Linked DNA regions of Homo sapiens: region 1 is linked to region 2. A link is an interaction called in ENCODE POLR2A ChIA-PET data of the cell type or tissue named here. Cell type or tissue: GM12878. All regions are shown on one strand.

Region 1 (5,000 bases), 120 kb after region 2:
GTAACATGCGATGGCGAGTGCGAGAATGTATACAAGACAAGGGAAGGTTTCAATTTCATGTGAACATTTTAATCTATATTTGATTTTACCCTTTTGCCCAAGGTTTTATAAATGAAAGTGTAGGCCGGGCGCAGTGGCTCACGCCTGTAATCCCAGCACTTTGGGAGGCCGAGGCGGGCGGATTACCTGAGGTCAGGAGTTCGAGATCAGCCTGGGCAACATGGTGAAACCCCGTCTCTACTAGAAATACAAAATTAGCCGGGCGTGGTGACACATGCCTGTAATCCCAGCTACTCGGGAGGCTGAGGCAGGAGAATCGCTTGAACCTGGGAGGCGGAGGGTGCAGTGAGCTGAGATTGCGCCATTGCACTCCAGCCTGGGCAACCAGAGTAAATCTCCGTCTCACCAAAAAAATAAACAAATAAATAAAATAAAATAAAATAAATGAAAGTGTATAGAGTTCAGTTTATTTTCTATATAGATGTGTACTCTTCCCTTTTTGTTGGAGTACATGGGCCAGACCTAGCTTTTCCTTCATTTCTGGGCTTTTCCTTCTCTGATATTTGATTCCTCATCACTTTCATCAGGACCAGGGAGGGAAAGTTAATTTTGGACTATGTGATTATGCATCAGTTTTGCCTGTCAGGAACCTAGTATTATGAATGATTAATGATTAGTATTGTTCTAAGATTTCAATTTAGGTAAAATTTATCTCTCTAACCACCTGCAGCTTGCTTGTTGAAGATTCTGTAACACTAGAGCAGGGAGGTGACAATCCCTGTGGGGGTGGCCTGAGAAGCTCTTTTCTCCCCTCCCACCCTTAGTCTCTTCTTGCTTCTTTTTCCTCTCTGCCCCCTTCTTTTCTCCCTAGGGCCCACTTGGATGGATTCTTTGGTATTGTCATTCCTTACAAAGGAAAATAAAAATTCCCAGATAGTTTGCCACTGAGTTTTCCCTTTAATTATTTTACCCCTTTGCTAGCCCACATTATTTGAGAGATTAAAGCAAACAAATGAACACAGCGTGCTGCTTAATAGTTATTTCTTTTATGGAAATAGAGTTCTGCTATGTTGCCCAGGCTGGTCTTAAACTCCTAGCCTCTAGTGATTCTCCCAACTTGGCTGCTCAAAGTGCTTAATAGTTATTTTTTTTAAATATTGTTTAGGGAAAAAATGATACCAGTTGTTTTATATTTGACCTTTTTTAAAAAAAAGCTTTAAAGCAGCTCTTTGATAATATCACTAGAAGTAGTTTATTTCTTTTTGAAGAAATTAGCTTCCTTTGTAATTTACTTTTGACTACATCATTGAGATAAAAGGTAAGGCAGTTGAAACTATGTACAAAAAGGAAAAAAAAAATCGCTCAGTTACTGATGGGTCTGGCACTGTGTGGTTAGGGATGGGAAAACCAGCATACACTAGAAATGAAAATCCTGTTTCTATTTCATACGTATACATATACTTTAAAAACTTTACATGTTCCCTCCTAAGCTTTGGCCCTGTAGCTCTTGCCCTTCTTGCACAGAACTCATGTGCAATTCACATTAATGTTGAAGAGACTCCTTTCCTCCCTCCTTCTCTCCCTTCTTCCTTCTTTCCTCTGTTCCTTTCTTCCTCTGACTCTCTCTCCATCCTTCTCTTCCATACTTTCTAAGGACCATCCCATTCTGGAGTGGGCCCTTAGGGTGTGGGTATATTTAAGTGTGTGTCATTAGCTCTTAGTTACCTTTTCACAGAGTTGATGGGAATAAAATGGACCATTGAAATCCAGGAATGACCCACAGAAATGCTTTTGCAGTTTAACTCTAAACCTTTTTATTAGAAAGGCTTATATAGGATGTGATTTCACTTTTCTCACTTCCTGCTGATCCTCTCAGGTGGAGGTGATCATAAATTTAAAAATGACCAAACCTAGGCAGCAAGAAGGAAGAGAGGTAAGCATCAGCTGGGGATTTTGTAGGATCAGTCTCTCTCCTTCCACATGTTCATAAATTATGAACTGTATCGATCCATTCACATTGATGTATGAACTCATTCTGCCAAAAGCCCAAGTTGAAGTGGAAAATGGAAAGTGATCATTTATTAGAGCTGATGAGTGTCAGCTTTGTACTGAAACAAAGAAAACGAAACCACACAGGCCTGGACGGCCTCCCCTTCAACCCTAAGATTCTGTGGCCAGAGGCAAGTGGGCCTGGGGGTAACCAGCAAGACTTAGTAACAGTTTACAAATATCCTGCCTGTTTTCAGTGGCTTGGAATCAGACTGTTATCTCCTTGAGGCTGGAAAAGCATTTCTGTGCCTTTATCTCCCCATGACTTCTGCCCAGGATGATTCAGACACCCTCACTGGAATTATCTTCATCTGAATAATTCTCAGCTCTATCAGCCATTATCAATGTTGGGAAGGTTATTTCACCTTTTTAAGCATCGATTTCTTCATCTGCAAGTTGAAAGGTTGAGAAGTTTCTAGTATGTCTTCAGCTGGGCATGGTTTCTAAAAGCTTTTGTTCCTATCTTCATCAGAACATAACTAGTTCTCCAGTTCAGGGTCATGGTACTGTTTATATAGAGTCCTCAAAGCATTTTAACCTGTGAGCCCTCATTTGGTTATTAAGCTTTTGGAAATGTTGAAAAGCTTAAGCATCCCACTTCTCTCTTTGCAAACCCTCCCCAACGTTCCCAGGAAGAAATATTGGGGTCCAGTCTGTGTACCATCAGCCCATTCTAGCTCCTACAGCTGACAAACATTTGTTGAACAAATCAAGTTCCCACATGACCAGTCAGAAGCCTCTGGAGAGCTTCAAAGAATTCTTTGCTGAGAATGCCCCATGGTGATTTTGTTGAGTAATGAAGTTAAAATAATGTTTCTGTCTTTGGTAAACCACCCATTCTCACCTACTGCATGGCAGCATGGGTTTCTGCCAGTCTTTACTCAGCTTGATTGCACAAGGTTGGGCAGGTGGTGAGATGTGTATTCACTTTGCCTTCAGCTCAGCATGCTTCAGAATACAGGTTTAGCATCCCAAATGTGAAAATCCAAAATCTGAAATGCTCCAAAATCTGAAACTTTTTATGTGCTGACGTGACGTTTAAAGAAAATGCTCATTGGAGCATTTTGGATATCAGATTACAGATACTCAACTGGCAAGTATAATGCAAATATTCCAAAACATGAAAAAAAAATCTGAAATCCAAGACACTTCTGGTCCCAAGCTTTTCTGATGAGGGATATTCAACCTGAACTGCCTCTTCCAAAGGCTTTTGCATATCATCTCCATATTTATTTCAGTGGGTGTGGGATAGAATCACAAATTCTAGCTGCCAGTTCCTTCTCCTCAACCTGTTAGATGATAGCTAAAGATTGCTAGCTAAGTGATACTTTTTTATTTGAGATGGTGTCTCGCTCTGTTTCCAGGCTGGAGTGCAGTGGTGTGATCTCGGCTCACTGCAACCGGGTTCAAGTGATTCTCCTGCTTCAGCCTCCTGAGTAGCTGGGACTTACAGTCACGTTCCACCGCGCCCAGCACGTTTTTGTATTTTTAGTAGATACTGGGTTTCACCATGTTGGCCAAGATAGTCTCAATCTCTTGACCTTGTGATCTGCCTGCCTCGGCCTCCCAAAATGCTGGGATTACAGGCATGAGCCACCACGCCCGGCCTAAGTGATATTTTTTAAAGCATGTTTAATATTTCAAAATGAGGTTTTAACAGAGACACATAGAAAGGGATCAACAAGGGACTTGAACAAATATTTGCACACCCACATTCAGAGCAGCATTATTCGCAATAGGCAAAAGGTGGAAGCAACCCAAGTGTTCATTGAGGATGAATTGATAAACAAATATTATCCAGCCTTAAAAAGGAAAGAAATTATGACACATGCTGTAACATGGATGAACTTTGAGGACATTATGCTAAGTGAAATAAACCAGACACAAACAGACAAATACTATATGATTCCACTTATGTGAGGTACCTAGAGTAGTCAAATGTATAGAGACAGAAAGTAGGATGGTGGTTTGCAGGGGCTGAGGGAGGGATAATGGGCAGTTATTGTTTCATAGGTATATAATTTCAGTTTTGCAAAATGAAAAGACTTCTGGAGATGGATGTTGGCGATAGTTGCACAACAATGTGAGTGTACTTAATGCCACTGAACTGTACACTTAAAATGGTTAAGATGGTAAATTTTATGTTATGAATGCTTTACCACAATAAAAAAGGATCAAGAATAACATGACAAATACCCAACACCCTTCTACCCACTACCAGCTAAGAAATTCTATCAATTAGCAATTACAGTTGATCTGTCATGTATGTTACCTTGTCTCAGTTGCATTGTGTGTGTTTCTTGAGAAGCGTGATGGATGACTTGGGTAAGAGAATTCTGGGTCAAGAGAGCATTCCTTCTCCTGTTTTCTTTTCATTTTTATTTGTTAGTTAAAGATAAACATAGTACAATAAGTAAAAAATTAATAACCTTTCTCTGTCCTTTAAAATTAGTGTTCCTAACTCTAAAAAGCAATGTTTCTAGAAACTTCTGTTTACCCTTTGGGCTCTGATGAATGTGGAGAAAAGAGAGAGAACACTTAACTCACCAGGATGGAAGAATAAGATAAAATATTTGCAACCTCCTTCCTCCCTGAATGTTGTGTTAAACGTTTTTTTGAGGACTTGCGCTGTGTCAAGTGTTGTCGTATCAGTTATCTATTGCTACAATATTGCTGCATAACAAATTACTACAAAACCCCAGCAGCATACAACATTAAGCTGCTCTGTGTATCTTGCTTGCATTATGTGTACAACAAACCCCTATGACATGAGTTTACCTATATAACCTGCACAATGTACCCCTGAACCTAAAATAAAAGTTAAAAAAAAAAAGAATTAGGACCTTAATGCAATCAGTACGCCCTAGTTACCTATGCAAATGTTGTAGTGGAGACATCTATGCAGTCCTTTAAACAACCCTGAGAAGTAGGTGGCATTGGCCTCATTTTGC
Region 2 (5,000 bases):
AGGAACAGGGGCAAGAAGACGGACTTTGAGTCCAGACTGGCTGGCGGCTGGAATATTATCTGATCTCTCTGGGAGTTGGATTCTTTCCTAAACCAGGAACAATAATAGGCACCTTGTAGAGCGTATTCCAGTTCCTGTTGCTGTGTGACAAATTACTCCAAAATTTAGCACCTTCAAAAAGCCATTTTATGCTTACCAGTTTTGTGGGTCAAGCATTTGTACAGGGCGTGGTAGGGAGGGCTTGTTTCAGCTCTACAGTGTCTGGGGCCTCGGCTGGAAAGGCCTGAGGTTTGGAGTGGACATGACAGCTGGGGGCTGGAACGATCTGAAGGCTGGGTCCCTCACATGTTGGGCCAGGCTGGGATGACTCAGTAACTAGGCATGCCAGCTGGTGTGTCTCAGTGCAAATTGGCTTCCTTACAGCATGGCTGTCTTGGGGTATTCCAGCAAGTGAGTTGGAAACTGCATAATATGGCCTAGAAGTCACACAGCATCACTTTCCTCCACTCTGTTGGTCAAAGTGGTCACCAGCCTGCCCAGGTTCCAAAGCCCGGGGAGGAAGATTAGATTTCTCCTGTTGACAGCTGGATCACATTCTAGAAGAGCTCAAGGGACAGGAGATGTTGCTGTAGCCATCTTGGAAAACACAATTGGCCACAGAGTGATCGTTACAGTTAAATGATACAGTGAGGAGGATAAAGGCACCTGACACAAGATTTTAAGAGTATATTTTCTGCCGGGCATGGTGGCTCATGCCTGTAATCCCAGCTACTCAGGGCGTCGAGGCAGGAGGATCAGTAGAGGCCAGGAGCTCTAGATCAGCCTGGGCAACATAGTGAGACCCCTTCTCTACAAAAAATAAAATAATTATCTGGGCATGGTGGCAGGTGCCAGTAGTCCCAGCTACTCAGGAGGCTGAGGTGGGAGGATCTCTTGAGGCCAGGAGGTTGAGGCTGTAGTGAGCCATGATCGTGCCACTGCACTCCATCCTCGGTGACAGAGTGAGACCCTGTCTCAAAAGAGTATATTTTCATTTGGTAAACATTTATGAAGTTCCTACTATATATCAGGCCGGTCCTGGGTCTACAGAGGCAAACAAAGCAGACATGCTGTCTGTCCTCCTGTAGCTTTCAGTCTAGTGGCGGACACAGGCAGTAATCACATGTAATTAGATCTGGAAATTCCTCCTCCTTTTCTGGACAGGGGCTGGTGAAACATCTGGATTCGTGTGTTGCATTTTAAGTGTTTTTCTTTTTTTTCCCCAGTGAATGATGAGGAAGGGGATCTGCCCATTGTTAATGTGGAACCTCTTGCTGCTGTTTGTTTTGTTTTGATACTTCTACAGATCTGGAGGCTCATAGCACTGAAAGGTGCCTTGTCAGGCTTGAGGTCTGCAAGCACCCCCTGACCCTTTTGTTCAGCTTCAGACTTATGTTTCTCTTTCTGCAAAAGGGATTTAGGAGAGTAGTAGGGGTACATAGAGTCACCTGGGAGATCATCTTCAGCCTAGACATGACCCACCCTGCCCCCCGCCCCATTCTGATGGGAACCAGGGTGTGGAGGAGACAGGCATGAGAAAGTTTCACAGGGGATTCTAACATCTCTGGGTGAGGAACCCAGTGTGAGATGGGCCAGCGCTTCCCAAACCATCCCATGCATGTGAGTGTCCTGGGGATCTTATGATGCAGCCTCAGATTCAGTAGGTCTCGGGGAGGCTGGGGGATGCCTCTGAGTAGTGAGGGTATGTGGAGTACCAGGCGGGTACAGATAGAGATGCCTGTGGAAGTTTGCTGCACCCTGACGAAAGGGCCAGTTCTCAGAGAGTTAGGGTGCTGAGGGCTAGCCAGGTGAGCTACCAGATTTCTGTCATGTTTCAGCACGCAATTCTTACAGATAATTACTCTGCTAAAAACCATAATCACAATATCACTTTTACACCTAAACAACGCAAACAACAGCCTTCCTTATGTAAAACACATCTCAAGAAACTCAAATTCAGAATGTTGGCAGAGGTGGCCTTGTCCACACTCATAGATCTGGTGTAGAACACACTTTTGATTGTGCTACTTACTCATTTTTAAGTAGCTTATATGTATTTTTTAAGTAGCTTATATATCCCAGCACTTTGGGAGGTCGAGGCGGGCAGATCACTTGAGTTCAGGAGTTCGGGACCAGCCTGGCCAACATGGTAAAACCCCGTCTCTACTAAAAATACAAAAATTAGCCAGGCATGGTGGCGCGTGCCTGTAATCCTAGCTATGCAGTAGGCTGAGACATGAGAATCACTTGAACCCAGGGGCAGAGGTTGCAGTGAGCTGAGATCGCACCTCTGCACTCCAGCCTGGGAGACAGAGCAAGACTCTGTCTCTAAAAGAAAAAAAAATTATAGATGCCCAGTACCCTTTATAACAAATTCAAATATTGAAACATACATATGTATACAATACACACATTTAATATTTTGTTGCCTTTAAAACCCCCATCTTCCTTTCCAGGTGCATTGCTATGCCCAGCATGGTCAGCTGAATCATTTGTGAAATAGTGATTACACCAGCTAGAGTTACGCCAGCATAAAGATTTGCATGTTTTCAGTTCAGTGTAGGACATTATTCTTCTACTTGCACATGTAGAGCATTTTAACAATCCGGAAGTGTTTCAGCATATATTTTGTAAAGATAAGGACTCTTTTCAAAACCATAATCACAATCATTTTTACACATACAGCAACTAACAGTGTTTCCTTATCATCAGACATTTAAGTTCAAATATCCAATTTTTACATGTAGTTTAAATATTTTAAAAGGTGTTTGTTTGAATCACGATTTGGAAGGTCTGTACTTTCTAACTGGTTGGTTGTCTCTGAGTCTGTTTTTTTTTTTTTTTTTTTCACTCTGCTACCCAGGCTGGAGTGCAGTGGCAGTCTCAGCTCACTGCAACTGCTGCAACTTCCACTTTCTGGGTTCAAGTGACTCTCCTGCCTCAGCCGCCTAAGTAGCTGGGATTACAGGCACGTGCCACCACGCCTAGCTAATTTTTGTATTTTTTGCGGAGACGGGGTTTTACCATGTTGGCCAGGCTGGTCTTGAACTCCTGACCTCAAGTGATCCGTCCACCTCAGCCTCCCGAAGTGCTGGGATTACAGGTGTGAGCTACCGCACCTGGCCTCTGAGTCTGTTGTAATCTAGGTTCTGCCATCTCTTTTTCCTTGCTTTTGTTGTTGTTGAAGAAACTAAGTCATTTGCCTACAGTCCTACAGCCTGGATTTTGCAGATTGCCTCCTTAGAGTGCCATTTAACATATTTTCGGACGTTCTGTATCCCCTGTAAACTGGTGGTAAATCCAGAGGCTTGATCTGATTCAGGTTCCGTTTGTTGGCAAGAATATTTTGCCAGCGGTGACACACACTTCCATCATGAGGCTCCAGATGCCTGGTTGTCTCTCTTTTTGTAATGTCCACAGCTGGCCAGGCACGGTGGCTCATGCCTGTAATCCCACCAGTTTGGGACACTGATGCCAGAGGATCATTTGAGCCCAAGAGTTCGAGACCAGCCTGAGCAACATAGTGAGACTCTCATCTCTGAACAAAAACTTTAAAAAATAAGCCATGAAATTTAAAAGAAATTAAAAAAAAAAGCTGGATACAGTGGCTCGCACCTGTAATCCCATCTATTTGAGAGGATGAGGCAGGAGGATCATTTGAGCCCAGGAGTTCCAGGCTCTAGTGAGCCATGACAATGGCACTGCACTCCAGCCCAGGTGACAGAGTGAGACCCTGTCTCAATCAATCAATCAATCAATCAATATCCACAGCTGCTAGTGACCATTGCTCAGGTTCTTGATTGCATTAGAGGTTGCAAAACGTTGATTGTCCAATTCTCTCATTCCTTCTTCATTTTATTAGCCAGAATATTCCTATACAGAGAAATTTCTCATCAACCATTTGGTTATCTTGAATTCATATAGGAAAGGCAGGACAAATGTTTGATTCTTTTTTTAAATTTACCAGTTTCAAAACAATGAGTTGGCTCCCTAGCATCTTCCAAAGGTGGCCAATGATGTTTTAAAAGTATCACTGTGAAAGATATATCACATAACATATGAGACATCAAATTAATTTGATGTCTTTCAATCCAGTTATTGTTACTAATGCAGTTATTATTTCAGTGCACTTTCAATGCTGTTTCAAGGCAGTTATTGTTAATCATGCTCATGTTGCCCCATTTGTGGCCAGTGGGAGCCTCTTCAGGTTCACTTCTGAGTTGTTTTGACATGACCCTAGTAGTGTTTGCTGGCCTCCTTGCTTTCTTGGTGTGACAAGATGGCCCAGGCTTATCACCTTTCCTGCCCCAGAAATGAAATCAGCCATTTATCTAAGGGTAGCTGGCTTTCTTTTTGTGAAAAACGGTATTTGGAGACTGAATGTGATTATTTCAGAAAAAAATGTATACATTGCTCTTCATAGATCATTATTCTTAGGAGTCTTTTGGTGTGAGGCTGTTGATCTTTTTAATTTTATTTACTTATTTTCACTAACTCATATTTCAATTTTGGGAAAGGTTTCAAAAATTTTAAACCCAATCCAGTTTATTTAGGTTTTATTCTCTTTTTCGAACTTTAAGCTATAACCTTCAAAGGAAAGCAAATGTTGGGTTTTAACTTCACTTCTTTTTTGTGTTACTCTATATAGACACATACTTACTCAGTGGCTTCCTGATGCTGCAATAAAGTATTTACAATGTAGTTGATTAAGAAAACATTTGTGAAGTAGATACTTGACTAGCAACTTTTTAGTTCAAATTATTGTTCAATATTAAAAAGTACCAACTCAAATGACTTACAAACGTTGGTAGTTACTGTCTTGATAGACTCCCAATTACTATGTGACATCATTGGTGAAACTTAGGATGAAACCGTGAAATGCACCCTCCCTAATAACCTGCACATTATGGTGTTGCAGATATGCTAGATGGTATCTCCAGATTAGATGTCTGGGAGCCTAA

Evidence for each region. Peaks named below come from ENCODE experiments on the same cell type or tissue, not always from the same donor. Only the 100,000 strongest peaks of a DNase experiment are listed, where the experiment ranks them.
Region 1: POLR2A ChIA-PET joins it to region 2 with 7 read pairs; 4 of 35 experiments call an interaction of 5 or more read pairs at or near these places.

The regions. Positions count from the first base shown.
Region 1 is chrX:19,726,361-19,731,360 of GRCh38, reverse strand. The region is part of intron 3 of SH3KBP1 (SH3 domain containing kinase binding protein 1); the gene reads left to right. Among named protein-coding and RNA genes, the nearest start is that of SH3KBP1, 160 kb to the left of the region's middle. RefSeq lists an enhancer at 2,041-2,140. In GM12878, no CTCF peak of the experiment used is centred here; no DNase peak of the experiment used is centred here; H3K27ac peaks cover 2,134 bases.
Region 2 is chrX:19,847,571-19,852,570 of GRCh38, reverse strand. The region is part of intron 1 of SH3KBP1 (SH3 domain containing kinase binding protein 1); the gene reads left to right. Among named protein-coding and RNA genes, the nearest start is that of SH3KBP1, 38 kb to the left of the region's middle. In GM12878, no CTCF peak of the experiment used is centred here; a DNase peak (open chromatin) is centred at 2,550; H3K4me3 peaks cover 504 bases; H3K27ac peaks cover 4,765 bases.